2 separate regions of the Mus musculus genome follow, and region 2 is linked to region 1. The links are chromatin loops, found by intact Hi-C in ENCODE. Cell type or tissue: heart. All regions are shown on one strand. Links, peaks and the distances in the headings refer to the core of each region. The heading gives the core; the rest is flanking DNA.

Region 1 (15,728 bases), core at 4,701-12,700:
ACCAGAGAAAAAATAACCTTTTATTCTGTATAAATTGCCTGGCCTTTGGTATTTTGTTATAGCAACAGAAGCTGACCTATAACAAGCTGTCAAAAACATTAGGCCATCTTCCCTGCACTAAAAAGCCTTTTTTTTTTCTTTTGGTGTGTTTTATCTTCCCTCATTGATGGTGTTTGGTGTCTTTTATTTCAGGGACACTTCTGTCTCTTTCATTTATGACAGTGACTGTTGAGTTACTGAGTCTGCGTGGTATATGAAATGAACATGTCACTTCTGGCAGGATGGCTTTCCGTGAGTAAAATACACCATGGGGTTTGTTGTGGCCACTAGGAAACAATGGTGTCTGCAGCACACTCAGTGGTGTGGTCTTGACTGAAGGCTGCCTGCGGCTCAGTTTTCCAGCCCCTTCCTTTTGGTGTTATCATATAGTAAGGAGCCTTCCTCTAGCAAGGCTTGCTACAGTAAACATAATTAATGTCTTCTTTGCTATTGTTCCCACCTGAATCTTAGGTCAATGACATCACCACATTCCACATAAGTGAAATAAATTCCTCTCTGTAAGAGTAATGGACTCTCCAGACCCCCAGAGGAAGTTTGGGGGCTACTTATTTATTTATTTGATTGATTGATTGATGGATTTATCTACTTATTTATTTCTTTATATTTGTTTGTTGGTTGGTTGGTTGGTTTCTTTGAGACAGGGTCTCTCTATGTCACCCTGGCTATCCTGGAACTCACTGTGTAGACCAGGCTGTCCTAGAACCCAGAGATCCACCTGCCTCTGCCCCGAGAGTGCTGGGATTAAAGATGTGCACCACCGTACCTGACACATTTTTTTCGAACTGTAAATTACAGATCCTTCAGGGCTGGCGAGATGGCTCAGCGGTTAAGAGCACTGACTGTTCTTCCAAAGGTCCTGAGTTCAGGTCCCAGCAACCACATGGTGGCTCACAACCCCCTCGGTGATGAGATCTGATGCCCTCTTCTGGTGCATCTGAGGTCAGATACAGTGTACTTATGTATGGTAATAAATAAATCTTTGGGTTAGAGCAAGCAGGGTCTGAGAGAACAGAGTTAACTGGAGTGAGCGGGGCCAACTAGACTGAGCAGAGGTCCTAAAAATTCAATTCCCAACAACCACATGAATGCTCATAACCAGCTACAGTGTACTCACATACAGGGAATAAATAATAAATCTTTAAAAAACAAAACTCCATTTCCTCCAGTAGGTGTTGGGGTCCAGGAGTCCCACAAACCACACAAATGCTGATCTCAGTCTGACAAGGATGGTTTATTGAAAGCACACCCTAAGACTGATCAATCAGGACTGTAGCTCAGAATTCGGGGGCTGAGGTTACGACCCTGAACATCTCTCAGAGCTGGCTTATAAAGGAAAAAAACACAATGAGCTCGTGTGCAGGAAGTGCTACCCTGTGGTCAGCTCTGATTCAAGCTATTTTGGCTAGCTAGAAAGAATGGTTCTAACTGACCATTATTCTGATTGGTCCTAAGTGGAGCTTACAGTTATTGAAGTTATTAAGATTAACAAACCTCAGAACATACAGAACATAACAGGGTTATTGGTCAGCATGACCCTGCTCTGAGTCAAGTTATTTTTCTGCATCAACAACTGGCAGGCATGTTGCAGCAACAATATGAAATAGCTGGCAGGCATGGAACAAAATGGCTACGGCTATGCTAGGGAGGTGAGGGGGCTGGCCTCAATAGTAGGAATTTACTTTTATCAACTACAAGAAACACTCGGCAGACAGCTACGGGAGTCATCAGTGACTCTGTTGTAATGTCTGGACTTAGCCGCTGTAATTCCTTCTGCTTCTGCCTCATGGTCACAATATGGCTACTAGAGCTCCAGACATTTCTTCTTACTTTCCGGGCAGGAAGCAGGAGACAGGATGCAGGATGATGCTGGCTGTGTGTATGTTCCCACTTGATTCTCCCTAGGTGTCATAGGGTAGAACCAAGTAACATGGCCCTCACAAGATACAAGATGCCTAAGAAATATAAGGACGAAATAAAGATATCTTGATTGGCATGGCTCATTATCACATGCCTTTTGGGACTCACCTGTCTTTTCCTGGCTCCAATCTCCATCTATAGTTCTGTTAGTTGGGCCAGGAGCTAAAACCACTTTGTGATGCAGAGTTGCAGTTTGGGTCTGGACATCCCGCAGAGGCGCGAGTGCTAAAGGGCTGGTCACAAGTTGAACTATATGGTGGGGTTGGGAGGTGATGTGCTTTGGAGGAATGATGTAGTAGAGGAAGTTGGGTCACTGGGTATGTGCTCTTGAAAAGGGTATGGTGCCCACCTCTCCCTCTGTCTCTGCTTTATGCCCCCACCTTTCCCACTGTGCAGTTCTCACCACAGGCTCAGAGACAGTCAGCTAACAAGCCTGAAGCCTCTCAGGCTATAAACCAAAACAAAGTTGAGTTTCTTAAAGTTTGTTCATCTGAAGTCAGTTGTTTTTGGTCTTTTGTATGTTTGGTTTCTTTGTTTGTTTTCAAGACAAGGTTTCTCTGTGTAACAAGCCTGTTTTGGACTCACTTGTTAGACCAGGCTGGTCTTGAACTCACAGAGATCCACCTGCCTCTGCTGGGACCAAAGGCATGTACCACTATGCTCGGCCGTTGTTTTGTTTTATAATCAGGGTCTTGCTGTGTAACTCTGACTGGCCTAGAACTTGCTATGTAGACCTGGATGTTCTTGAACTCACAGAAATCCACCTGCCTCTGTCTCATGAGTACTGGGATTAAAGGAGTGCACCATGGCCTGCCTCTCTCTCTTTCTTTTTTTCCTAATTAAAAGTAGCATAATCCTAAATCAGAGTAGCTTATACATAAATGAAAACATTGATTAAATATTAGCTAGAAAACAAAACAGTGAAAGAAATGAATATTCCTTGAAAAATCCAGAAGCAGTTTGACTTTGGTCTCAGTGTAGGGCCAGACGGGCAGAACTGCAGGCTGGAGACTGCCCATTCTACATATATTGAAACTAGTTCCCCTGACAATCCCTGGAACTCGGTGTGCCCCTTTCCCACAAGCTTGTGTCTATAGAAATGAGAACAGGTAGTTTTGCCCACTCCAGGAACAAAAGTCCCAGGACAGACACAGATTGGCTGTGATAGGAACCCAGGCCACTTCCAGCCAATCCCAACAACTCCATGAAATTCAGTGCTCTGGTTGGCTCCAGATCTCATACCTAACTCTGGGACAGAGATGGGGTCAACTGTCCCCCAAGCCACTGATTTCCCTTAAAGGCTAGTATAGACAGGACCCTCAGGGAACCTGGCTAAGACAGAAGGACAGGGAATGGAGGGAGAGCCATGTAAAAGGCTTTGACTTTTCTTGTGTGTATGTGTGTGTGTGTGTGTGTGTGTGTGTGTGTGTGTGTGTGTGTGTGTAACTGTGTGTGTGCATGTGGAGGCTAGAGGACAATACTGAGTGCTTTGCTCTATTTCTTCCTGTCATTAGTTAGCTAGCTAGTTAGTTAGTTAATTAGTTAGTTAGTTAGTTAGTTAGTTAGTTAGTTAGTTAGTTAGTTAGTTGAGACAGGGTCTCCTGCTGATCCTGTAGCTCACTGATTCTCTCTGACCCATCAGCAAGCTCCAGGGACTGCCCGTGTCCGTCTCCTTGGTGTGGGGATTACAGATGCAAGCCACCAGGCTTCCTTCTCATGCAGGTTCAGAACTCAGGGCCTCACACTTGGACAGCAAACACTCTGCCTGCCGAGCTGTCTCCCCAGCACCAAGCTTGGCATTCCTAAGGACCTTGTTGCCTGCAGACATCTCTGAGATAGGAAAGGCGGGGATTCTGGTCCTGCACTGCAATGGATAATCTGTTACAAAGAAGTGAAGGGTGACCCCATAACCGTGCTGCTCACAGGCACCTGAGACTCTGACATCCTGCTTTCCGTTTCCTCTACACTGTGCCCAAGTGCACAGACAACTGGTCCACCCGGAGATGGTCCAGGAGTCACAGACTGATCTAGATTGCAGGATTAGTGATGTGTCATGGCTTCCAAGGTGCTTTATAAAGGAAGCCCCTTTGAGAGCTTTGTATCACACAAGGAAGAAGCCCCCAGAAACAGCTACAGCATTGAGAAGGAAGAGGGGGATGCTATGGGGTGACTGAAGGATGGCAGCTGAGGAAGGGCCAGGCAGAACGAGAGCAACTGTGAGTTCTCCAGCACTTTCTACATGCTCTGCCTGCAACACACCATGGGGAAAAGGCTATTCACATTGCAAACATTCAGAAGGCTTGAGCAACCTGTCCAGGGCCACACAGCTACTAAGGAGAGGAATGGGGCTTGAAGCCGTGCCTGCTTCAAAGGCTGAGCCCTGAGCTGAAGTGATCTCTCTCTCTATCTATCAGCCAGATCTCTCTGCCGACCACTATCTGAGGCTCCGAGGAACTACTCATCTAGAGTGCCTGTACTTAGCAGACGAAACCCAGGATAAATCCCAGGATGGCAGTTCCACCCAGCCAGCCCCCTTTTCTTGCTTTGCTGGCACCTGGCACCATGCCCCCTTACTCAAGTATTACCTGTTTGTGACAACTTCAACCCAAGAGCTGTCCTCAAACCCTGCAGCTCAGCCCAGGGGAGAAGAAAGTCTCGGTGAAACCTCAGTTGTGAAACCTGCATTCAAGTCTGTGCCTGACTTGCTGGGGGAACCTGGGAAACATTTCCATTTCCGAGCCTCAGTTTCCCCCTTCTGCCACATAAGTGCCTTGGACTCTGCTCTCCAGACTGGTCTCCAGCTCCTGCAAGTCTATGCTCTCAGGGTCCAGGCTTTCTCCATGGCCTTCGCTTCAGATTTCTGCTGGGGGCAGTGCGAGGGCAAGTTACTACAGTACTGAATCTATGTGCCAGAGAGGCATGGCTCCCAGCCCAGTGCCAGGCTTGCCTAACTCCAGTAAGCAGAGCAGATCCCAGAGAACAAAGGGAGGAGAGGACTCCAGGAGAGGATCTGGTGACTAGTCCTTCCACACTCAGTGACTTTAACCCCTTCTGTACTAATCCCAAGCAGCAGGGGCCTGGGCAGAAGATGTCTGAACTGCCCTAGCCATTATAACCCTCCTGAACTACCCTGGCTCCCACAGTGGGCTTCCTCACACAGGAGCCCCAGGGAGCAGCCTCAGCTGCAGACTCCATTTGTCTTTCAGAGGTCCCCTTGCCCCTTTCTCAAAATGTCAGAAACAGAAAGGAAGATTGTCCACTGCAGCATTTGCCAAGATGAGAACATGTTTAGCTCCGTTGGAAAATCCTTGACTAGTACGGTTCCAGGCACACAGGAGAGCAGGCCTGTGGGATGGCAGGAGACAAGGCCCCTTGCCTAGCGCTCCTTCCTCTAGTCTGTATTGCCTCTGGGGGCGTTGTAAACACCTTTCCATCCCCAAATTAGAAGCAGGCTGTTGAGGCTTGCCCACAGATTCCTCACTTGAACCTGGGGTGACTCATTTTCTCAGAAGTATGGGATCAAACCCACCGAGGCTACTAAAACTTTACTATGAGGCCTCAGTGCCCCAGGGCTGACTTTCTTATTAGCCATGGAACTGGGAGCAGTTAGTGTCAGGGGCCAGGCTGGGCCAAAGAGTGCAGGAGTCAAGTTCCTTCCCTGAGAAGTTTCTGCTGTGGCACTTCTCCTCTGAGGAGTATTGGGGACCCTCAAGGAGGCAGGGATATCTCTTTTTGAACCAATCTGAATCACAAACCAAACGGAAGAGCGCTCCCAAGCAAAGGAAGCCAGGGTTACTGAGTTAAGTCTCTGCGACTCTCAGAAATATCTCTTTTCCTGACATTTCCCAAAGCACACCTGTGTGTGTGTACATGTGCAAATGTGTACGTGTGTGTTTGTGTGTGTGTGTGCACACTGATGTATATGTGCATGTGCTGTGTGTGTGTGTTTGTGTGTGTGTGTGTGTGCGTATGTGTGTGTGCCAGAGGTCCACACCAGGTCTCCTCTATTGCTTGGCATGCTATTTTTTGAGATGGGGTCTCCTACTAAATCTAGCTCACCAGTCTGGTTAGGCTGTCCAGATGGCACCCCCAGGGGCGTCTCCTGTCTCTGCTTCCCTGGCTGTAGGATTACAGGTGCTTGCCACCATGCCCAGCTTTTTAATATATGTGCTGTGGGGGAATCTGAACTCATTCGCAGCAGGCACTTTGCCCATGCCCTGCTTAACACGGTTAGTGAATTTCAAACACTTGATTTGCAAAAGCAGCTACCCAGCCCTGTTGTTGGGGGACCTGGGCTCCCGCAACAGGGACAGGGGCAGGGGTGCAGTCATCAGAGGGCCCAGTGATCTGAGGACAGCAGGGGTGAGACGGGAAGGCTGTCTCCATCCTGGGTTGGTTACCCGTAGAACTGGTCGGTCCCTCTGGAGCATGTGAACTCACAGATGCCTCTTGACACAGCCCTGGGCCGACCTGCAAGGTCCCTGAGGGAGACAGGAGCTCCACAGATCGTTCTGGATATTTTATAAGGGCTACTCTGACATTGTTCTTGGCTCAGAGAATATAGGGAAGGAGAAAGTCACTTGTTCCCTTCCGTGAGAAAACAGAAAATGCCCTAAACTGTTTCAGGGGCTGCAGAGATGCCGAAACTGAGCTCTGACAAATGAACCCTTCTTCTTCAGGGGTCATGTCAGGAAGCCAAACCCACTTCACTGTCCGTCACACGTGTGCCATAGGCTTCCATGCCCTGTCTTCTCACATGAGCTCCTGGGGTCCACCAGCCTGGATCCTCTGGACTTTCCCTCCAAACTGCCCTTCCAGCCCCTCTGCCTGCAAACAGCTGCTGTCTCTCCCTGGGAGATCATCGTCCCTGCTGTCTGCTCTCCAGGGAGACTGCAAAGGGACTTAACTAAGGTCAGTGGCCTAAAGCTCTCCCTTTATTCCTGTGGCCCTGCATGAGAACTGCATGCTCTCTCCAGAGCTCTGCCCCCAACATCTCCATTATCTGTCCCTGCCTCTTGCAACAGGCTCTCCACCAACACCTCTTACCGGAGGCTCACACCCCCACACGTATTCCTGGCCCTCTGTCCAAACCTGGCCTTAGCCTGAGTTGCGCCCCCTCTTAAGCAGCTTGTTCTTGTCACTCAGATGTCAGCATCCACCTGACCTCCCCACTACAACCCCCTTCCCCCATCACAGTGCCTTAAGGGTCACTTTGTGGCACTTCTCCATAGTGGAAATTTACAGTGTGCATTTGTCCTGCCCATCTCAGAGCCGGTGCTAGCTTTGAACTCACTAAGGAACAGTGATGACCTTGAATCTCTTAGCCTCCTGCCTCTATTTCCTGCTGAAATTACAGGTGTGAACTGTCATGTCTGGTTTGTGTCTGTGCTGAGGATCGAACCCAGAGTCTTGTGCACACTAGGCAAGCATACCCTTAAGCCCCATTTCTCACTCTCTGCATAATACCTGGAACTCTGGACTCAGAGAGGTCTCTAGGTACCTCTGCGGCCTTGTTATGTGATTGTCCACAACACTCAGGTAACATGTCCTCTTGGAGAGGAGGGTAGAGTTTGGATGAATCTACTCATTTATTTGATAGCTAGCAAAGTAGAGAACTAATGAGGGATTAGAACCTTCTGGAAGTAACACAGTCTGTGCATGACAGAATCAGACACATTGGGAGAGTCAGAGAAACAACCTGTGCCAAGAGAGTCGAAGGCAGCCTCTCCCTAAGGAAAGCAGCAGGCCGTAGGCAAGAGAGACCAGAACGCAGATGGAAGCAGAAAGGGCCCGAGATGAGCCGGTCAGGCGTGTGCTTAAGATTTTATTCCCTTGAACTAGAACCCAGATTTACTTTGCCCATTTGTGTGGGGTTCTCACAGAGCGGAGATTTGGGAAGTAGCACTGGGCACACATGCTCCCTGCAGAGGGAGGATCCTGAAGTTGAACAAGTCCCACAGAGCACGCCGCCAGGACATGAAAGGTGTTTTCTGCAGCCAAAGCCTGTTCACGCTCTGCCGTCCAGTAGGAACTGCAACCAGAGCCTAAAAGCAGCACAATCCAGCCGTCCCTGCTTCTGACCGGGGGCCAAATTGTTGCACAGTTAGTTACCCGTGCCATGGGCTTTGGACCAATTAAATGAGCAAAGAGGGTGGTTAACAAGGAGTAAACAATCCGAAGGCCTCTGGTATTTTACTCTGGGGCTCTGTGCTAATACACCTAAGCCAGGAGGTGGGGTTGGGGCAAAAACAAACGTGGGGTCTTCTGGCCTTTGCTCCCTCCTGTGGTTGGTCCCACTGGAGTGTCATCTGCTGTTCCATACTCTTAGATCACTCTCTGCTGGCTTTCTTTCTTTCTTTCTTTTTTTCTTTCTCTCTTTCTCTACTCCCTCTTCTACTCAGTCTTTTAAAGTGGCTTGTTGCTGTTGTTTTTTTTTTTTTAAAGTATATGTATGCCAGGTTCTAAATGCCAGGGTTGTAGCAGGAAAAAGTGCAGTTCCTTATGGTACTGACATTCTGAAGTTAAAGAATCAACAGGTAGGTCCATAACTCCTCAGTGCATCAGGCTGTGCCGGGGACACTAACCAGGGTCAGGAGAGCAGAGAAAGCATTTCAGACAAGGTGACGGTTGAGCAGAGATTCTCTGAAGGCTGAAGTACCAGTGTGAACACCTGGGAAACCGCTTGCTAAGCAAAGGACATCAGGAGTAAAGTCCCTGAGGCAGGGAGGAGGGAGGAGGGAAGAGGGGGGTAGGGAGGAGGGAGGAGGGAAGAGGGGGTAGGGAGGAGGGAGGGGGGAAGAGGGAGAAGGGAAGAGGGAGGAGGGAGGAGAGAAGAGGGAGTGAGGGAAGACAGAGAGGGAGGAGGGAAGAGGGGGAGGGAAGAGGAAGGAGGGAAGAGGGAGGAGGGAGGAGGGGGAGGGAAAAAGGAGGAGAGAGGAGGGAGGAGAGAAGAGGGAGGAGGGATTAGAGCAGTGTAGACCAAGAGGAGAGCCATGCTTTAGGACATGGGGGAAGGGGGGTTACACGGCCACAGCAGAGAGCAGAGGACACCAAAGGCTTCAGGAGAGACAAGTGCTCTCTGTTTTTCTATGTATTTTACCTCATTTGATCCTTGGAGCAGGTGCTGAAAGGGCAAGAGGTGAGATTTCTTTTTCCACTTGTCAGCTGAGGATCTAAACTTCTAGAATGTCCCACAGTTCAGCCAGGATCACGCAGGAATGCCCCGATTCAGGGACAGAAATCTGTAGCCTGCAGTCTCCTTTCACGTCAGTTGAGAGGCCTGTTCCCTCTCACACTGTGCCTCTGCCAGTTTCCAGAACAAGATCCACTCTCAGGCAAGTTTCTGGATGGGTGACATAGTTCAAAGCCAAGCCAAGGGCAGTCAAGCTGCCAAGCGGGAGACGGAATGCTCTTGGTGAGCCCTTAAACTGAGTAAATACAGCCCCTGAGGGCTCTAGTCATTTAACTGACTCCGAGTGGCAACTTTATCAGGACATTAAAAAGAGGCAGGCAGGCATGTGGTGGACACCTATAATCCCAATGCATGAGAGGCTGAGTCAGGGGGCTTGTGAGTTCCAGGTCACCTGGGCTACAGAGTGAGACCCTGTCTCAAAAACAAATGAAAGTGCAAGCATTTAAACCCAGAAGAGGGAGGCATATCTATGTGAATTTATGGCCAGCCTGGTCTACATGGTAAGTTTCAGGCCAGCCAGGGTTATACGATGAGACTCTGCCTTAAAATAAAGCAAATCAAAGCAAAGCACTCAAGCACCGCGGGGCACATCCCAGTGCTCAGGATATGGAAGCAGGCGTATCAGGTGTTCAAGAGCATCCTGGGCTACATCGTAAGCTTAAGGTCAGCTACATGAGACCTGTCTCAACCAAACATACAAGCAGTCGAAAGGCAGAGTCTTGTATATGTCACATTGTAACTTAAAAGTTTAGGATGGGACTGGTGAGATGGCTCAGCGGTTAAGAGCACCGACTGCTCTTCCCAAGGTCCTGAGTTCAATTCCCAGCAACCACATGGTGGCTCACAACCATCTGTAATGGGATCTGACCCCCTCTTCTGGTGTGTCTGAAGACAGCTACAGTGTACTTAGATATAATAATAAATAAATCTTTGGGCCTGAGTGAGCAAAGGTCCTGAGTTCAATTCCAGCAACCACATAATGGCTTACAACCATCTGTACAGTTACAGTATACTCATACACATAAAATAAATAAAATTTTTTTAAAAAGATTAAAAAATTAGTTTAGGATGAAGTCTTTCTAAAACACATGCATTTGGGATTCCTTCCCAAAGGGCTCCAAACCAAAGAGAACAATCGGCAAGTTCATATGAAAGATGAAATCGGGAATGCCATCAGAAGACCGATTCTCCTATATGCTTCTGGAACATTCTGCGAAACGTTTTATGACGTTGTCTCCAGATCTGCCATGGTATGGCACTGGACTCACGCATGCTTGCAGAATTCCTCCTGCTGTGGCTACCTGTCACCTTCCATATTCAGCTTCTCATCATTACCCCCAGCAAATAGAAGTCACCAGATGGACTGTCACAAAGTTGGGAGGAATGCTTATGAACTTATATTTCTTGAGAGTGCTCACATGTAGCCCAGGCTGGTCTCTATGTGGTTGAGGATAACCTTAAATTTCTCATTCTTCTGTCTCCATGCTCAAAGACTACAGGCATGAACCAGCATATTCTTTTGGTACCAGCACTGGAGCTAGAGCCAGGGCCTTGGGTCTGCTAGGCAGTGACTCCATCAGGGGCTTCTTCTGTAAAAGGAAATTCTCAATGTCAGTCTCTGGCCTCCACAGCACTGGTGAACACACAAATACACCACATGCACATGTGCACGCGCGCGCGCGCGCACACACACACACACACATATACACACATACACACAGGCAGAGACAGACTATATAGACCATCTAATATAAATTGGCATCTCAGACATTGTAGGCACTCTCAGAATCACAGATCAAAAGAGCCACACCTTCACTCTCATGGAGACATAGAAAGAACCCGGAGAAGGATTTAGGATTGAATCCCATGTGTCAATCACAATTACAGATGCGCTGAGTCAGGGGCCATGGTGTGTGACAGAACTTCTCCTGTGACCCATCAGTAAGGCACATAGAAAACCTGTCTTAAAAATCCAAAACAGAAGGTAATGGGGGGTGGGGGGGGCACAAGATGGTCCAGACATTTAAGGTGCTTGCTGCCAAACCTGTTAGCCTGAGTTCAGTCTCCAGGACCCACATGGTGGGGGAAAAAAGAGTGCCTGAGAATTGTCCTCTGACTACATGTGCACTCCTCTCTGTTGTCTGTTATCTGTCTGCCTCTCCATCTATCCATCTATCTCTATCTGTCTCTTTCTCGCCTCTGTGTGTGTGTGTGTGTGTGTGTGTGTGTGAGAGAGAGAGAGAGAGAGAGAGAGAGAGAGAGAGAGAGAGAGAGAGAGAGAGATTGTTAGAGAAAAAAATAAAAAGGGAAGAAAAGGAAGATATGTGGGGGGAGGGGAAAGAGAGTGGGCAGTAGTGAACTGAATAGCAACGGTTAAATCAACACAACCTGTGGAGTCGGGGTGCTTGTCTACCCAGAGCCCTGGTTCAGCTTAGCTTTTCAAATTATGACAATGAATCTGAATGCCAGGGAGCTCTAGCAGCCTGGTGACTCTGTAGTGTCACATGATAAAATCCTCCAAGAACCTGAGCCCACAGTGACCCAGGAATGGTCGCCATGGTGCATCTTCATCTTGGAAGGCCTATGAGAAAGCTGAAAACTGGAGAAGGTAAATGGAGGCCGAGAGGAAGCAGCAGAGATTGAGGTAGCATGTGGGACCAAGGCCATTGTGCAGAGTGTCTCTGACCAGCCACTGGTGTCAAAGGAAACGAGGGGGGTCTTCCTGACACTGACTGGGGATGTCAGCAGCAGACCTCACTTAACAGAAATGAACCTGCTAGCACAGATATGTGAACACCTGACCCAGAGTCGCCCAGCATTTAGGGCTTCCCCCAATCCCGTTCCCAAGCCAGATACACTGAAAGTGCCCCTCTGGAACTAACAGACTCACACACCAATTCCACCGAGCAGACCCCTGCAGAGAGAGTGGTGTGGAAAGGCAGTCACTCCTCAGGAACTGCCCTCCTGGGTCAGGAAAAAGGGGGATGGGGAGACGTGATCAGGCCTGCAGCCTCTGCCCGGGGGTTCCCCACGCTGCCCATCCCAGAACAAAGCAGGATAAATGAGAGCAAATTACAAGGGTTCTGCGCATGGAAGAGCTTTGATGGCCTCAGGGCAAGGGCTGGATGGGACTTGGTGCTGCCCAGCTCTCTGTCCTCTTGTGCAACCCCATTCACCAGGAACAAGCTGGCACAGGATGAAGCCGAGGGAAGCATCCATCATTGTGTGAGCCCTACTGGGGCTCTGGCAGAGATCCCCTCTTCCACATGCTCAGAGATTCCCAGCCATTCCAAGACTTGGGACTTGAAGAATCTTTGAGGCTCCAGCACAGCCCCCTAATCTCTGCCTTCTCTGTCCATCATCCCTGCTCCATTGATCCTTCTCTGCAGAGGGTGGACAGATAGAGCAAGAATCGCAGCTGGTTCAACACTCAGCCTAGTGCTGGTTTGAGGCAGGGCTGAAGACCTCAATCTTTGTGACAAGTCCTGGGGATAGGAACCATCAAGGCTCTTCTCTCAGTAGCTTAGAGCAGTAGCTAAAGCCAATGGTGGGGCAGCACCTGGCTATGAGAAACCCAGGTGCTCAGTCAAAGCCCAGGTTGCTTTAGGACATGTATAGCTGTGTCTACTGTCCCCAGGACCCTTCCATGTGTGATCCACGAAGTGGCCACAGGCTAGCAGGGACAGGAAGGAGTCCAGAAAGGAGGCACATTTACTGCCACAATGATTGGAGATGGTGGGAGCTGCCGAACTCGGCACTGGTAAAGAGCGGGTTAACAGAGGAGCACAGCTCGGGGCTTACAAAATAATTGGGGTCCAAGCTGGCGAATCTCTGTGAGTTCAAGGCCAGCCCGGGCTACTGAGTTCAAGGACAGCTACGGATACACAGAGAAACCCTGTCTCAAAGGACAAAAAAAAAAAAAAAGAAAAAGAAAAAAGAAAAAAAGAAAAGAAAAAGAAAAAGAAAAAGAAAAAGAAAAAGAAAAAGAAAAAGAAAAAGAAAAAGAAAAAGAAAAAGAAAGAGTGGTGTCTAAGACAGTGTCCTAGTGCATGCCTGCAAACCAGCTCATGTGAGGTAGAGGCAGGAGGATCAGGAGTTTAAGATCAGCCTCAGCTACATAAGGCCAGCCTGAGCTAAGAGTGTGCTGTCTCAAAAAGAGAAGAGAAGAAAAAAGGAGAGAAGAAAGGAGGAAAGGAAGCGGGGAGAGAGAAAGGAAGGAAGAGAAAGGGGGGGGGAGGAAGGAAAAAAGAGGGGACAGGGCTCAGGGTAAAGGTGCTTCCTGCTAACTCTGACCTGAGATCTCTCCCGAGGACTCACAAGGTGGAAAGAGAAAAATGACTCCTGCAGAATGTCTTCTGACCACAACACGTGAGCTGTGACCCACAAACTTCCCTATAGATAAGCAAACAAATAAACCGATAAATAAATGTTTCTTTAATAAAGGCAGACTACAGAAACACGCTTGCTGCGCGCGCATGCGCACAGTGGAGAGCATGTCTCAGGCAGGAAGCAGGAGAGCCGGCGTTGGACTGAGGTCCCAGCCCATCAGAGCCTTTAATTTCCTCCACATTCCGTTGAGGTTGTAACTTGTATTAAATCCATTTCGTTGACTGAAAAACTAAGCCACAGAAAGGTTAAGTGGCTTTCTCTGAGTCATACGGCTAGGTAACAGCAGAACTGAGTTTGTGTGATTCCAGGGCCCAAGTATCAAACCACTGTTTTATACTGGAGGTGGGGGTAGGGTCTCATGTAGACCAGGCTGAAATCACACAATTACCGACATGAACCATCATGCCTAACCCCACTGTATTACTTTGTAAACATGTTTATATACACGGTTCATTTAATCCTCTCAACTCCTTTTAGTGAAAGAGCTGAGCTTTTTTCCCAAGTGGGGGTGGCAGTGGGACGTGTGCAATAAGTGCAGTACCCATGGAGGCCAGAAGGGGGCAGTAGACTCCCCGGATCTAGAGTTACAGGTGATTGTGAGCGTCCTGATGTGGGTGCTGGGAACTAAGTTTGGGTTCTCTGCAAGCTTAGTACTTATCCTTAACCGCTGACTTTTTCCTTTCCTTTCCTTTCCTTTTCCCTTCCCTTCCCTTCCCTTCCCTTCCCTTCCCTTCCCTTCCCTTCCCTTCCCTTCCCTTCCCTTCTCTTCTCTTTTCCCTTCCCTTCCCTTCCCTTCCCTTCCCTTCCCTTCCCTTCCCTTCCCTTCCCTTCTCTTTTCTTTTCTTTTCTTTTCTTTTCTCTTCTTTTTTCAAAGGAGGCAAGATAATTTATTTGGAGCTAAGTAATGGTAGAGACTAAAGTAAGCCCCAAGATTGACAACAGATCACACAGATGAGGATCCTCGGAGACCATTTTTTTCATTGTTTGCTTACTTTGTTTGTTGTTGTTTTGTTTTTGAGACAGGGTTTCTCTTTGTAGCCCTGGCTGTCCTAGAACTCTTTCTGTAGACCAGGCTGGCCTTGAACTCAGAGAGATTCACTGCCTCTGCCACCCATGATTAAAGGTGTGTACTACCACCACCTGGTATAGGAACCATTTTTTTTTTAAGTACAACCTCACTATGTAGCCCAGGCTAGCCTAGAACTTTAATCTTCCTGTCTCTGCTTCCCATATGCTGGGATTAGGGGGCATGTCACGACATAGGTGTCACGAAACTAAACTTAGAAAAAATTTATTTCCCCCCTTTGTGAATAAGGACTGGAGACCCAGAGAAGCTGCTGCTTGTCCAAGGTTACACCACCAAAGCATGGCTGGCCAAGAAGATTCCTGGAAAGAAAGTACAGATGTTGAAATCTGGAGTTTTGATCCCCCCTCCCAAGAGAATCTTCTAAAAACTAGGGATGGAAAACAGAGCCCCATGGACTTCCCCTTGTCTTCTCATTTATCTGGGTCTTGTCTGTCTGTTTGGAGAGGTTCGTTCTTTGGTTTTACTTTTTGTTTTGAGACAGGGGCTTACTTTGTAGCTCAGACTTATCTTGACCTTGTGACCATCCCCCTTCTGAGCCTCCCAAATGCTAGGATTATGGGCGTGGGCCATTGTTCCTCCCAGTTGCAGGCCTCCCCACTTGCTGCTGGGCTTTCCCAAAGCTGCGTTGGGACTGGTCACTCAGATGGCAGAGGCTGAGTGCCCTGGCAGGGAAGGCTTCCCAGGTCTGTGTCCCATCCGGCAAGACTCTCTTCTACAGCCCCCAAAGTGCACTCGATAGCTCAGAGTTCAAGTCCAGGCTCTTCCAGAGACCAAGAGGCTCAGGCTAGTCCCTGCCTTTCTCACCAACCTTACCTCACATCCCTCCAGGAAGTCACCACCCTGAGGTATACCATGAGATGACAAGCCCAAGGATGCCCAACCCTAAGCTGTGTCCTCAGTTTCCCCAAAAGATTACCCCACGAAGATTGGTGTGGATCATCTCTGAGGCCCATTCCAAGGCTCAGCTAGCTACAGGGAGGTAAGCTGGACAGCAGAGATGGCTCTGGGGAAATGTCTGAGATTAGAGGACGCTCACAAACACCCCTCAAAGCCACAGGGCTTCCTGCTCTCACAACCTCCAAC
Region 2 (15,728 bases), core at 3,673-11,672, 110 kb before region 1:
CCCCTCCCCTCCCCTCCCCTCCCCTCCCCTCCCCTCCCCTCCCCTCCCCTCCCCTCCCCTTTCCTTTTTAAAGATGGTATGTCTTAGTCCAGATTGACCTTGAACTACTCTGTATGCATAGATAATTTGTATGGGGGTTGTTAAGGAAGGGGACACATTCCAGAAATCACTAGGCCATGCTGGCCCCCAGTACAGTGTTAAGTGTGTGAGTGTGAGTGAGTGTGTGTGTGTGTTTGTGTGTGTCTTTGAGCATATGAGCCCATGTATGTGCCCATGCCTGTGCACTCATGGGGAAGCTAGAAGCTAGTAGTGGATGTCTTCACTTATCACTCTCTACTTATTCCTTTGAGACAGGGTCTCTCCCTGAACCTGGTGCTTTCGTTTTCTTGGCTGGGCTGGAAGCCAGCATGTCATACAATCCCCTTGAAGTTGAGGTCACAGACATTCATGGAGCACATGGCCCGTTATGTGGGTGCTGGAATCTTAACTCTCACACTTATGATTGAGCAGCAAGTACCCTTAACCACTAAGCTATCCCTCCAGCCTGGACCTTGACCTTCTGACTCTCTTGCTTTACCTCCTAAGTGCTGGGACTGCAGTCATGAGCCACCATGACTGGTGGTCAATGGTTGTTATATCCAGGATGACTACATGGGAATCTCCTGGGAGCTTGTTAAAATAAAATCACGGCCCATTCTAGGTCATCCTGAGTTCATTGATTCATAATTCCCTTCTATGACTACTTAAATGTTCCTAAGCTTGCGGGCTCCAACACTACATACCTACCCAAGTGCTTTGTTTTTAGGTTTCTAAACTGTGTCTCCTTCCCTAACAACCCTCATGGCCTAGCCTAGCCACAGGCAGGGTGCAGAGTTTTGCAGAGAAGTCTGAGCTCCTGGGCCCAGGGGAATCAGTTTCCCCAAGTGTCTCTGGGAAGACATAGTACAAAGGAAGTATAGTTATTCTCTGCAGATGTCAGCCAGAGTTGACCTGCCCTAAAGAGCTGTTGAGCTGTGTGGCTTCCTGGTCCCTTCTTATGGTCTAGTTCCAATGAATGGGAATTGGGCTTAGGAAACCATTTTCCCACAAGCCTTCCCTCCCACAGTATCCTGATGTAAGAAAGTCAGAAGAGGAAAAGGCCCAGAGACTGGGCTTCTGGACTCACATTGGCTTCCCTAGAGGCAAGAGGGCAAAGAACACTCCCTAATGTTCCAGTGTAAGGAGCCAGGGCATGTGGTTTTTGGGCTTACCTGTCACCTGTGTAAGGGTGAGGGCAGCTACAGGAAGTGCCTTCAGGGGAGGAGACACATGTGCCACCTTCTTGGCAGGGCGCAGAAGTACAATTCTCCCTTCCAAGTTCACAGTTCCTGCCAGAGAACAGAGGGGGGCACCTGCACAGGTATCCTGGGAGAGAGAGGAAGGTGGGTAAGCAATCGGCTAGTAGTTGGGGGCCCCAGTAAAACCTGTGTCTTTGTGCTGTAGTTCAAGAATCATCTATCTGCTGGATAGTAGTGGCTTGCCCAAGATCACCCTGGGCTGTGGTGAGAGACCCTACCTACCCTATCAACTCTATAGTGAGACACAGGGATAGGTCACTGTCAGGGGCCTTTGGGATTAACCCTTGGTTGGGGTCATCTTCCCAGTCCATACCTGATCCAAGGGCAGGTGAACAGCTCCCACCATTGAGGCACGGGTTCTGGCTGCAGGTGGTTCCAGGCCAGCAGCACTGGCTGAGGGCCCATGTCTCTAGGTAGCCCGCCATCTTCTTTCTATGGCCAAGCAGCTCTAACCTCTCACTGTTAACCACAACAGCATCCAGGCAACCTTCAAACCCCAGGGAGACATTTGAGGAAGGATTTGAGGGGACAAGGCCACCCAGCAGTAGGTGTCTCTCAGTCCTCAGACCCTGACATTCCTCTGGGATGACAAGGGAAGTGTTGTCTGTGATGTCGACCAACAGATGAACAGAAGTGTCCCTCTCCTCCAACAGCATGGAGTGCCACTGTCCATCATTCACAGGACGATGGGAGGAAAGGTTTCCATAGAAACCACCAGGGCATCGGTATTCCAGATGGAGGAAGCCATTGGCCAGCTGAGAGAGAGCACAGATAGCCATCAGCAAAACAAGGATTTCTGTAATCCTGTGACAGGCTTTCAGTTGTTCTTCCCCTCACCTCTACCCCACACCCTTTGCTATGCAGCCAAGGATAACCTTGAACTCCTGATCCTCCGGCCTCTACCTCCTAATTCGCTAGAATTACAGCTGTTCACCATCATATCTCATTCACATGGTGCTGGTAATTGCATCTACTTCTTGGTGCATGCCACTAACCTGGCTACATCCCCATTTCCAAGAATTTTCAAATGCTTCAGAGATTGTCTCTGAAGACTCCAAATGTCCTCAAAATTCCATCCAGTCCTCACCATATTTCATGGAAAGGGCAAGATCCCACTTGACAGATGAGGAACCTGAGGCCCAAAGATACCTTACTGATGGGATCACTGGTGACTGTGCTTAGACCAGCTAACCTAGCCTAAGTGTTCAGCTCCAGATTAGCAAGAAACTAAACAACACCAAGGTAGAGGACATCTGAGGAGCGACACCCAAAGCTGCCCTCTGCCCTCTGCACATTTGCATGCGCACACATCATAAGTCCCTGGAGTTAAGATGTTAGAAAACCCCTGGCTTAGAGCATTCTACTTTTCTTTACTCTCAACAGATAGGTATGCTTTAGAGCATACCAGGCCAATCTGGGATACACAGAGAGACCCTGCTGCAAAACAGAAAAAGCATGGCTGGGGCGTGTAGCTCAGTGGGAGTGTGCTTGGCTCGTAAGCCTCTGATGCGGGTTCAGTCGCCTGTGCGGGCAAGCATCAGGTTGATGTTGTGTTGAAAAACAAAAAAGCAAGACAACAGAAACTAGGCATGCCCAGGGCCAAATATTTTCCTGTTTAATATGGGCAAGGCAGTTTCTTTAGAAAACTTTGAACATTGCTGGAGGAAATGTCTTCCATGTCCTCATCCACTGCCCTAGCCTTCATCCAATGGCCCCAATGGCAGATGAGCCTCCAGTGCTGCCTAACATCAGATCAACCAGTTGTGACTCAACATGACTTTTCTCTCCTCAGACACGGAGCTCTCTGCTGACGGTCTTGCTTCCTGCTGAGGGTGCCAAGGGTGCTCACAGGTGCTCCGACATCACAACCGTCCTCCTCAGCTAAAGCTGGTCCCTCTCTTGACCCATGTCCCCTTCACCTCCTCCAACACCATGTTCCCTGGTCTCTTCTCTACTGTGTCACATTATGACCATTCCTTAGGGATTATTTCAGCCACTCCACAAACATAGACCAGCCTCCCAATCTTAAAATAAAAGATAAAGTTGTCTTGAACTTGGAATCATTTTCTTTCTTTGTCCCCCAAATGGACCTATCTGTCCTGTGATAAAAACCACTGATGTCAGTCAGTGTTCAGGGTGCTCTGTGTTGCTGCATCAAATGACAGATCTTCCCATTCTGCTCTGCTCTCAGCAGCCAGTCACTCAGCTATCATGACTGTCTCCTCCTCCTTCTGCCCACTATCCCTCCCCCTCGTCCCTTTTCTCATCCTCCTTTCCTCCTTTCTTCAGTCTTTCTCATTCCCCTCCATCTTCTGCCTTTCCTTCCCCTTTTCTTGCCTCCTTTTTCTTCCTCCTCATATTCCCCCAGTACTTCCTCCTCTCCCTCTCCTCTCCCTCCTCCTCTTCCCTTTCCCCTTCTTCTTAGGATGATCCCAGAGCCTTGCGCACACTAGGCAAACTCTCCCTTATTAAGCCTAACCCCCAGCTTATTTCTAATCCAAGTGCACTTGTCTTCCTGGATGCCATGCTCCAAGTCTATTTTTTTTTCCTAAGCCCATTTGAAGGCTCGTGCTTCATACCCTTCTCTTCTTCTGTCTTCTTTCTTCATTGGACTGTGCTCTAAGAGTCTTAGCCTGTTTCCTGAGCTATACTCCCTGGTGTTCTCACGAAGCCTTATGGCTTTCAGTAACGTGCTGTTGACCCTATGTCTCTCCAGCCCTACCCCAGGCCTCTCTCACAACACTAGACTGGTTATGCTACCTCCTTGTGGAAGTCTACATGTCTAACCTGAGCTCCCAATACCCCCCAACTTCTTCTACCCAGGTCTTTAGCAACAGCTCCACCATTCCAGTGGCTCAGGCCAAACTACACTCCCATGCTCTCTCTACTCCATCTTCTGTGCACTGGGACAGGCTGTTGGCTTCTAATTCCTTTCCAAAGCTGGACACTTTCTTCACAGTGATGTTCACAAGCCACCCTCACTCCCCTGGGTTATTGGTGCCTCTTCCTCCTCCTGTCTGGATCGCTCTATTCTTGTCTCTGTTCCTCTAAATTCTATTCTCAAGCCAAGAACTGTGGTGACAATAAGGCAGACCATTGTGTTTGCTACAGGTCTTCTGAAATCCTCTGTTTTGATCAGATGAAAGCAAAGCCTTTTGCAAGGACCTCTGAGACCTTCACTGATTCACCCCCAACCCCCAATTCCATTACACTCTGGCCCCACTGTGAGGTCTGTCCACCTTGCTTTCGTCACGGGAGCCATGTAGACGCTGGGCTATTGTTTAAGAATGCCAACAGTCAAGCGTGGGAGAGCCAATAAAAGGTTAAAAACAAAAAGAATGCCAATAGGCTCCTGTTGTTCATCCAGCTGGCCATCACAACCAACGTGCCTGGACAGCTACCCCCTGTGATGTGTTTTCTCCATCGGCAACTAATGACCATGGAAACACACATCCAGGTGTGTCTATGAGGGAGATTCTAGAAAGGCTTAACTGAGGGGGGAAGACCATCCTGAATGTGGCATGGGGTCCTGGGTTGGATAGAAGGGGGAAGGGAGTTGAGCACCAGCATCTATCTCTACTTCCTGACTGTGGGTGTGACTTGACCAGGCAGCAGATGAGAGTTCCATGGGACATAAAAAGAATCCTTGAGAGACTGAGCATAAATGAGTTTGTTGCCTCAGCCCCCTCCCATGCCCCAGGAGACTCCTCTTTCCATTCCTGCCAGCCTTCCCTTTTCCCTTCAGGGCCTCACCTCCCCCGACCCCCCAGTCCAGTCGTCATCCTTTCTTTTCCCTCTGCAGGGATATGTAGGGGGTCGTGCAGCAGTGAGGTGGGGGGGGGGGTGGGCCCAGGGATGGTAGGTGCAACATTGCATGGGCAGGAGTGAAAGGAACCCTCGGGCCCCCAGTGGGGGGGCTCAGATACTTGGAGGGGGCATCTTACACACACACACACACACACACACACACACACTATTCTTACAGTGCCAGGGTTGTGTGAGCTCACATCCTTCTCTCCTCCAGGAATTTCTCATTCCACAGAGCAAGCAGCCCCACCCCTGAATGGCCTGGGTTGTGTATCTCCAGGTAAAAGGCCCGTGTCTGATTGTGTGTTCTGATTGACAGTCACACTCAGCATCCTTGAAAAGCATGAGGGGATCCTTTGCCAGGAATCAGCTCAGACATCCTCCCTGCATCCCTCATGTCCCCAGTCTGGGGTGCCCATGGAAGCCACTCAGGTGGGAGTCACCTTACCTTCAAGGAAATAGAGGCTGTTTCATTGGTGAACATCAGAAGGGCCCATGGCTGGAGCGTTTTCAGGTAGAAATGGATCTGCCAGTTCTGAGCCTCTAGGGGCCTATACCGCATGTAGCTCTGACCACTGAACCTCCAGGTGGTACCTGCAAATGAACCCGAGGTGTCACTACTCTTGAGATGTCACAGATCCCTTAGGCCGACTTTGTCTCATTCAACCTTTGGGTGGCAGATCGGACACTTCCCACATCTGATATACGAAGAGTCCAGGCTGGGATTGGGTGGATCACATTTCCAGAGCCACTAAGGGAGCTAGGCTGTCACCCTGCATGCCTCCCGCTGGGTACAAGCTCCACAGAATCACTTCCAGCCTGAGACTCAGGAACAGTGAGCTTCCACCATGACGGAAGAAAAATCAGCTAATCAGATGTGGTGAGCCAAGCTTTTAAATCTAACACTACCCATATATTTTGAAAAATAGGACACCCAGAAAATTGATTCATGTGTCATAGGTTCCTGATACCTGGGCAAGAAACCTCAAGAAAGGACAATAAAGGAAAGGAGGGCAGGGAGGAAGCTTAGGTATAAGGAATCCCAAGAGGCAAACACCTCAATGTGTTTTCCAAAACTCAATATATTAGTGTAGTAGGAAGCTCTGTCAAGGCTCAGAATATGAAGGCTCAGTGTTGTAAGGCCCGCCTTTAGGCTCCCTTCCTCCATACCCACCACGGGAATGCCAAAGGAAGGAATTACCCATGGTTTTGCAATGAGAACTTTTAGCAGCTTGCCCGGAACAGTCTCTTTGAGCAGTATGCCAGGCTCCAGGTGGGGCATCAGTAGTGCAAGGCTCTGAAAGCCACACACACTGGTGTATGATGCCTGGCCTCCATTGGAGGATGTATGATGGCCGTCTTTACACAGAAGGGACTGATGACCCACATGGAGCCTGGTACACTGCAGGCTCTTTACAGCACTGACTGCTCCCATGTGGGTGACAGCCAGGATCCTGGGCTTACAGTGGCCACCCATGGGCTATGTGCTATTATATCTATATGTAAGTTACTCCCCAAACCAATTGTGGGGGGGTGCTCTTGTTATTCTAGTTTATTGATGGGCAACAGGAATTTTGTGGACTTTACAGAAGCCACCCATTAGGAGATGACAGAGCTGAGGTCTAAACCTATGTTGGGTTTACTTCTTGAGCTGATATCAGCAGGCTGTGGAGCTAACAGCAGGGGCATCAGGAGCTGACATGTCTGTCAGGCTCTTTTCCAAGAGTACCTGAAATGTCAATCTCAATCCTTACAGTAGCAAAGCCCACGGGTGTAGAGAGGTCAAAGAATTCCCTCCAGGGTGAAGAAGTAAATTCCCGGAGCCTGATGCCCCAGTCTGTGCTTTTAGGCACTATTTCTATTGCAATCAACTGTTAACTTTCAGAATTCCAGAAGGCAGAGAGAACCTGAGGAGTACCCCATGACTAGGCTTTGTGACAACAAACTCCCCGTGGTGTGTTGGTCTCTGGCATTTAGTTTGATTATAGCTATGCTCATGAACCTTGGTGGGAGTTTACATGGAGGCAGATAGCCAGGAGCCAGCAATCCAACCCCTGTTCTTACCATTGCAGGAGCAGTTTTTCCCCAGGTGGTGTCGTGGTGTCAGGATGCTGAGCCTGGCTGTACTGTAAGAGGGCCCCACTCTGGGCTCCAGGGACACTGTCTCTTGGCAGGTTTGATCCTGGCAGCTTGGCCCTTGGCATGGTACCACGGGCAGAGCTGACCTCATCTGAATTCCTACCGAGTGCTCCATCTCTTTGGCTGAGTGAGCTATGGCAGATGCCAGCTCCTGGAGATCATAGGAAGTTCCAGAATGCCCCTCAAAGGCCAGAAGCACGTCCACCCCAGCTGTGACCTCTGCAGGCTGCAGGCTGGCCAAGTGGATGTTGGCTCGTTTGATGTCCAAGATATTGCTGAGGAATCGCTGCAGGTTGCGCCAGTGATCGCTCACGAGCTCCTCGGGGGTGAGCTGGTGGAAGCCCAGCCACACAGCTTGCTGCGGAGCCTCCTGCCCCATGTGCCACACATGGACATGGACCCCAGTGGTGGTGGTGAAGGTCCCATCACTGACTGTGACATTAAACAAGTATCGGCCACGAGGCAGTCCTTGAGAGGCAATAATCTTGCCATCGGATGCACCCACTGTGAAATACTTGCCCAGGCTTCCCTCTCGATCCAGGCTGTAGGTCAGTGTGTCCTGAGGGTCTCGGTCGGTGGCATGGATTTTACCTACCATGCCACCCTGAAATTCCTCCTCCCCCTTCGTGATGAAGATTTCCAATGGGAGTGTGGAGGGCGGGTAGCGACTCTGCTCCGTGATGTGTACTCTGACCAATGTGGAAGATGACAAGGGGGGGAGGCCACTGTCTGACACCTGAAGATAAGACAAACAGCATTGGTGCTCAGAAGCATCTCTATGCCCAGCTGAGGCTGATGTCCCTATCAGCCTAGTCTCCCTTCTCCATACCTGCTGATACAGGTGTTGCAAGCTGTCATGTTTGGAAAAGGATAAACTCCAACACATGGGGATGTGCTGGAGACTTTCCTAAGGTTTTATAGAAAACACGGAAACAGAAAAACAAATTCCCCCAAGCCTCCTGAGTTCCAAGCCTCTTCCTAAATCCCTCCAAATAAACTTCTGTGTGTGTGCATGCACACGTATGCACTTACTTGTGTGTACGTGCATATGCTGACTGAGCCAGCTCTTCAGCACAGGCCAGTCTTTTCGACTTCTGAGCCCTCTACCTCAACTCTCTGCCCTAGACTCTGGCAAGTTGGCAGGTACCTCTGAGCAGTCTTCATACCCCTCCCTGGCTACTACCCCACTGAGGAAGAGCCTCTCTTTCCTACATGTTCAGAATGGGAGTGTGATTGTCATTCTTTGGACCAGTTGAGAGCTTTCTATGGCTGGGCCCTCTGTTGTGGTCAAGGGACAGGCAAGATGAGTTACCAAACATGCAAGAGGCTATCAGCTTGGACAAAGCAAAGAAAATAGACAGGAAGATGAGTGAGGGACTGACTTAGGTCAGCTGGAGGTGAAGGCCTCTCTGAAGAAGGAAGAACAGGTAAGGGGTCCTGGGTGTGGAAGAAGTGGTGTGCTCAATTAAACAGGAAGGCAGTGGAGCAAAGGCAGGGAAGGCTGGGCTGGCCTCCACAGTGGGCTGAGGAGCACAAGGCTGCTTCACAGTGGTGAGAAACTCATGAAGGCTTTAAACAAGGATGGAATGACCTTAGCTAGGAGAACCAGGGCTGGAGGATGACCCAGCGCTTATGAGTGCTTGTGGTAAGCTTTGTTCTCAACACCCACAATGCTCACAGCTGCAGGCCCACAACTGCTTATAACTCCAGCTCCAGGGGATTAAAGCGAGTACATAAATATAAAAAATTAGGGTGATTGTTCAACCTGGCTTGCCAGGGCTAGCTTAGAGTGTTGGCTGCTGTGGATCGATTATCACCGGTGCTCAGGAGTTATACAAAATTCAAATGTTAAAATACAATCCCCAGTGTTTGTAAGTGGAGCCTTTTGGGAAATAAGATCACAGTGGCGGAGTGTTCGTGATGATACTTAGTGTCTTAAGGAGAAAAAAAAACTTATTTATGAGACAAGATATATATAAAACTCAGGCTAGCCTCAAACTTACAACTCTCCTACCTCAGCCTTCCGAGTCTTGGAATTACAGATGTAATTTTCCTTTGCTTTGTTTTAAAACAAGGTCTTGACATGTAGCCCACTCTGTCCTGGAAGTTGCTTTCTAACCCAGATTGACCTCACAGTTATAATCCTCCTGCCTCAGCCTCCCTAGTAGTAGGATTATGAGACTTGTACCACTGTTCCTGGCTTAAAGGACCCCAGTGCCCTTGTAAGCAGAGTCAGCACTGGCCTGCTGGTTTTATGCAGTTTCAGTCTGATCTCTGCTTCAGGCGCCAGAACTGTGAGAGGTCTGACTGTAGCCTGCCCCACCTGCCCCACCTGTCCCACCTGTCCCATCTATGCTGTCCACCTGCCCCACCTGTCCCACCTGCTCCACCTGTCCCACCTTTTCCACTTGCCACCTGTCCCACCTGTGCTGTCCACCTGTGCCACCTGCTTCACCAGCCATTTGAAATGGAGAGCACTACACAGAGTGCAATCCTCCTGTTCCACCATGATTGACCAACTTTATACGTCAATTTCCTTCCTTACAGTACTTTCTATTTTCCAGTCACAGGTCACTCTACACTCTTATCCACTCTTATCAGACATTTATCCGTGTCTGTCTTAATCTTCCTGTCTAGAGTGCTCTCCAGGTCCCCACAGGTCTCCACTCAGATAGCAAATATGACTGTCCCCTGCCTTGTCTCTTGTTACTTTATTTACCTATCTTGAGTCATAAGGTGACTTTATCTACTCATTGTTTATCTCCATACTCAGACTGGAAGGCCACAAGAAAAGGAGCCGTCCCCTTCACATCCTATGCTAAGGTTGTCTTCAGGTCTCTACATGCATGTACACACATATGAATAGTTAAGCACATATGTACACACACACAGACACAGACATGCACACACTGACATACAGATACACACCCACATGCACAGACATACAGACATAGACAGATACACATGCACACACAGATACACACACAGACACACAGACATACAGATACATATACAGACAGACAGACACACACATGCATACACTGACATAGAAATATGCACCCACATGCACACACAGACATACAAACACATACACACATGCACACACACAGACACACACACATGCACACACAGACATACAGATACACACATACACACATGCACACACAGATATACAGATACACATATACATACATGCACACACAGAGAGACATACAGACACACACACATGCACACACAGATATACAGATACACACATACACACATGCACACACAGACATACAGATACACACATACACACATGCACACACAGACATACAGATACACACACATGCACACACAGACATACAGATACACACACATGCACACACAGAGAGACATACATACACACACACACATGCACATACAGACATACAGATACATACACACACATATACAGACAGTCAAACACACACAGACATACATACACACACACATGCACACACAGACATACAGATCCATGCACACACACACATATACAGACAGTCAGACAAACAAACACACACACAGACATACAGACACACATACACATGCACACATAGACACACACACATATCCACCCATCCACTGCCAGGCACATACACACTTCACATACTTCTTCCCAACAGCACTGTCATTGTGTCTGCCAGCAGGCATCCTGCCCCCAAGCTGTCACCACACACACCAACTTGGATCCACACAGCACTCACTTCAATGTGAAGCTGATACCACTCCTGGGCCCTCCTGCTCAGGCTCCCAGCTGTCACCAGCCAGCCATCTGGAGTCACCCGGAATACAGACCCAGTGTTCCCCTCAGTAATCCGGAAAAAGTAGGGAGGCCCATTCTGTGGGGAGTCAGGGTCATCCAGGATCAGCTGCAGGACTTTGATGCCAATGGGGGAGTTCTCCTGTGATGAAGAACAACAGTAAGCCAGAGAGTGGTGTAAGCCCCAGCCCCGTCAGTCCCTCCTTTGTAGTCCCATCTTCTAGGGACCAGTGCTTATCCCTCTGCCCACAGACAGGGCCCAGGCTGAAAGCTGGCCTGGTACTCTTCCCTCAGTGTCCCTGAGTGCAGTACTGGGTCTTAGAAGGGGTCTTTCACCAAAGGTCAAACCCTTGTCCTTTAGAAGAGGTCATTGCTGACCCCCACAGCTGACATTGCTAGTACTTAGAATCTGCAGATGCATGGCACTTTCATGTTTTAAGCATTACTTTTTCAGTTAGAAGACAAAATAATGGGTCTCATTATGACATTTTATGTGTGTGTGTGTATGTGTGTGTATGCACACACATACACACACACACACACACACACACACACACCATTTGACCTTATTTTTATATATCTCCTCACTACCCTTCTAGTCCTTCCTGGAGCTTGTCTTAACTACCTGTGGGTCCTTCTTCTTACCACCCTTTATCCCTTACCCAGGTTTTACCACCTATCACTAGATAGGAGAGAAAGGAGGAGGAGGAGGAAGAGGAGGAGGGAGAGGAGGAGGGACGGGAGGGGAGGGGAGGAGAGAAAGAGAGAGAGAGAGAGAGAGAGAGAGAGAGAGAGAGAGAGAGAGAGAGAGAGAGATCTAATTTCTTTCTTCTTGCTTCTTCTTGCTTGTATCTGGTCTTTGCTACTTTGTAGATTATTCTTTCTCCCACCATTTATCCTCCATCACTAGATGGGAGAGAAAGGATAGAGGAAATAGGTAGGTAGATAGATAGAACTGGATCGAATTTCTTCTTGTTTCTTCTTTGAGCATGACTACTAACAAGCCACAACCCCTCCTCCCCCCATGACCAGCAACCACTCACCTATTGGGGCTCTAACCTCTGAAAAGTTCCCAGTATTCCAAATTTCACACAGTTTCAAAAACTATCTGCAGATGGCAAAACCAGGCCTCTGCTAGAGCATGACCCAAATTATACTCAGCTGCTGCAAAGCAGCCCCTACCAACACACCTGGGATTAAAATCAAAACATATTCTTATATTTCTTTTTTTTTTAAAGAAACCAAAATTTCAGAATTCTTACTACACCTTCCTTCCCCATCTCTCTGGTCCTTCTCCTCCTCAAATAGTCTCCTTTCTGCTTTCATAATACATGTGTGTAAATACATATACATTCATATCTAAAACTAGACTACGTATGAGAGTTAACATGTTGTGTTTCTTCCTCCATATACCTTCATGTCTGAAATCTCTGAGGTGGACCCTACCTACTTCAGTGGCAGGGGTGAATCCCAAATAGGACAGAATGATGGTCATATAAATAACTAACAAGGATTCTTTTCAATCCCATAATCCACAGCTCTCCCACTGCCCCTTTGGTTCCCTGTGTTGCCTTTAGGGACAGCTGGTTGGGTGGGCCACTCCTGAGAAGCTCCTCCCATTGAGAGGAACACAAGAGGGTGATCTCAGGGTGTCCTTACCTGGACAGCAGTGCTGTAGTTGAGCTGGAAGAACCTGGGTGGGTTGTCATTGACATCAACCACTTCAACAGCCACTTCTGTGTCCTCATGCAATGGGGGCTGCCCACTGTCTGTGGCTCGGATCCTCAGGGAGTAGCTGGGGGTCTGTGACAAGATGCACATTGAAGAATTAGAAATAAGGCCCTTGGTGTCTGCCCCATGGTGTATTGCCTACTCCCATGGCCTAGTCTTAGAGCTGGCACTCAGGCCTAGAATCAGACAGAAAGAGAGGATTGCAACCCAGCTTCTCCTTACTATGATATGAGGCCTTGGGAAGCAGACTGAGCTGGGAGAGGGTAAAATCAACTTGTACTTCCCTAGGATGGCTGTGCCCATCTCATGGTGAGATGGACCTAAGGCAACTAGCTAAGTGCCTGATGCCAGTACCAGTGCATAGTAGCTGTCACTGGATTGATCCCTTGTCAGCCTGTCTCTCATCTCAGAGTTCACAGAGGAATCTTCCGGGGGACTCTCTGGACACAAGGATAGGGCGTGTTTGCTCTTTCCCCTCTGGACCTGCCATAGAGCCACACTTCTGCTCAGCCTGGACATGACTCACCTGTTCCCAGTCCAGCGCCTTGGCCACCTGAAGCTTCCCTTTCTTAGGGTCGATGGTGAAGTGTCCAAGCTGGTTCCCTCCTACCAAGCTATAGGTAATGACACTATTCACAGGTCCATCGTCATCAGATGCAGACACCTGCAGGAGAAAGAAGACCGTGAATGCAGGCACAAGAGTGGCCAGAAATGAGTAGTAGCCCTGAGAGTGATGGCTATGTTCATATCCCAATGGCTGCCACTGAGTCTGCGCTCCCTACCCCAAGAGAACCTCTTGTGACCTCAGTATGCTATAGATGCACTTGTTCATCTGTTTTCTCATGGTAACAAGGTACAGCAGAGTTGGTCTTGGGAGGTCAGGGTATGAGGAACATGTGAAATGATGCACCCTTAGAAAGTGTTGTGTCTGTTATTATAAGTCATTCTAGTCATGGCGGGTGCTATCATGGGAATCTACTCATGGAAAGAGAGTGGAGTGATACTCTAGGAAGGGTAAGAGAGGATTCAGGGAGCCTTGAAGGATGAGGAAGGGTTTTGGTACAGAAAGAACACTCCAGGCAGAGGAAATGGTCTGAGCAAGGAAGTCTGAAACCGTGGGCGTGTTCGGAAAGGAACATCTTGATGTGCATTTGGGGCACAGGATGCATATGGAGGAAGGAGGTGAGACCAGAAGGGAAATGGGGAGGAATCCTGAAGAACTAAAGATGAGCGTGATTCATGGAAGGAAGGAGCAACTGTGCATTTAAACGCAAAGAGGTATAACATGACATACCCTTCATCCCTGTTTCCCACCCACTGGCACTCCATGTCACTCTGTCATAGATAGGCATTGGGCCATCGTCTGGAGTCAACCTCCTTTTTGCTCTCCTATTGAACATTGCCAGTGTTGTGCCCTCGCCAAATCACTCTGATAGTAGCATGTGGCACAGTTTTGTTGAGAAACTGCAAGTCATGGTCTAGTCTACAGAACACTAGCTTGATAAGGCAAGCTATTCTTGTGATGAATGAGAAACTACAAGGGGAGTGAGGCAAGAGCCACCCCCAGAGCCCATACCCCACAAAAAGTGAAGCTGGGGTCCTTACCGTCAAGATGACATCACCTACAATGGCGTTCTCTAAGACCCTCACAGTGTACAGGTCATGGGTGAATCGGGGGTGGTGTTCATTAACATCGGTGACATTAATCACGATGGTGGTCACATCGCTAAGGGAGGAAGAGCTCTTCCGACTGCATTCAATGGACAGGAAGTACTTGGGATTTGTCTCAAAGTCCAGGCTCCCGTTGACATACAGGATTCCTGAGGCAAGAAGAGGTGATGGAGGTCAGGCAGCTGGAACTGTAAGGCAGAGGTCTGTCTGAGGGGTTGGGGGAGAGCTCCTGTGCATTGGGGTACGTGGGAGGACTCTGCATGAGGTGGAACAGTGAGATCCTTCCATGAGTCCTGTGTGTTTGACTCAGGCTCCATAGTTAGGAGGATTGTTCTGCCTTTCCTCATGAGCATAACAGAAAATTCAGGAGTGCTAAGAATTTGGCTGGGAGTGGTTTTGGATAAGCAGTGAGCTCTATGCTACCTGAACCACTGGATTTCAGCAAGTGTTTGGTACAGGGAAGAAGAGAGGCATGCCAAGCCTCCCGGGGTTTGGTCTGTGCTGAGACCAGGAAGCCACCAAGGGGGATAAGTGGATGGCTCTCTGATATCCTGGGATGAAGTTCTAGGTGAACATATGGCGGAATCACAGCACTCTCAGGTTAGCTAAGTGCACATGGATAAAGGGATCAGCTTATGGGTCTCTTAAGAACTGAGGAATATATATAGTCAAAGGATGGAGGGGCTGTGTGGATGAATGCTCCCTGTATGTGAAAAACTAGTACGTGCCACGAATGAAGGCCTGAGCTGCCCCCTGCCCATCTCACCTGTGTGGGCATCCAGTCGGAACTTCCCCTGCTCATTCCCTCCAGTGATGTGGTAACCAGTCTTCTCTGATCCGGGACGTGTGAGGGTAGCCAGGTATAGCACCTCCATGTCTATTAGAGCATCCTCAGGCACCTGTGTGCTGTGCTCCGAGTTCAGGAAGATGGGAAGGTAGTCCTCCAGGCCCACGATGGAGACTGTAACAGTGCCCAGTGTGGACAGTGGTATTGGGGTGCCTAGGTCTGAGGCACGGACCGTGAGCTCCACAGCTGAGCTTGATCTGACCTGCAGAGGCTTCTCCAGGCGAATCACTCCTGAGGTGGCATCGATGGAGAACTGGCCATCGGCAGAGTCCGTCAGTGAGTATACCACCTGAGCGTTGACACCTGCAGAGTCCAGGGGTAAGAGTCACACTGAGGACATTTCACAGCAGGGCTTGGGAGGGGCTCTTAAAAGCTGCTGTGCCCAGACAGGGTATGTCAAAAGCGAGAATATCTC

The links. A loop is a pair of places that touch in the nucleus more often than their neighbours do. Peaks named below come from ENCODE experiments on the same cell type or tissue, not always from the same donor. Only the 100,000 strongest peaks of a DNase experiment are listed, where the experiment ranks them.
Region 2: it touches region 1 in a loop (5-fold over the local background); 8 of 42 quality-filtered maps call a loop at or near these places.

The regions. Positions count from the first base shown.
Region 1 is chr11:55,359,950-55,375,677 of GRCm38, forward strand. No RefSeq gene overlaps it. Among named protein-coding and RNA genes, the nearest start is that of Gm31842, 15 kb to the right of the region's middle. In heart, for the core only: no CTCF peak of the experiment used is centred there; a DNase peak (open chromatin) is centred at 9,342; H3K27ac peaks cover 2,072 bases; H3K27me3 peaks cover 789 bases.
Region 2 is chr11:55,254,854-55,270,581 of GRCm38, forward strand. It overlaps Fat2 (FAT atypical cadherin 2), which reads right to left. Exons shown (of 23, transcript NM_001029988.2): 13 at 15,233-15,616; 14 at 14,401-14,615; 15 at 13,322-13,459; 16 at 12,724-12,867; 17 at 11,009-11,206; 18 at 7,209-8,019; 19 at 5,593-5,738; 20 at 1,651-2,092; 21 at 1,251-1,404. Among named protein-coding and RNA genes, the nearest start is that of Fat2, 50 kb to the right of the region's middle. In heart, for the core only: a CTCF peak has its summit at 7,215; DNase peaks (open chromatin) are centred at 7,378 and 10,978; H3K27me3 peaks cover 447 bases.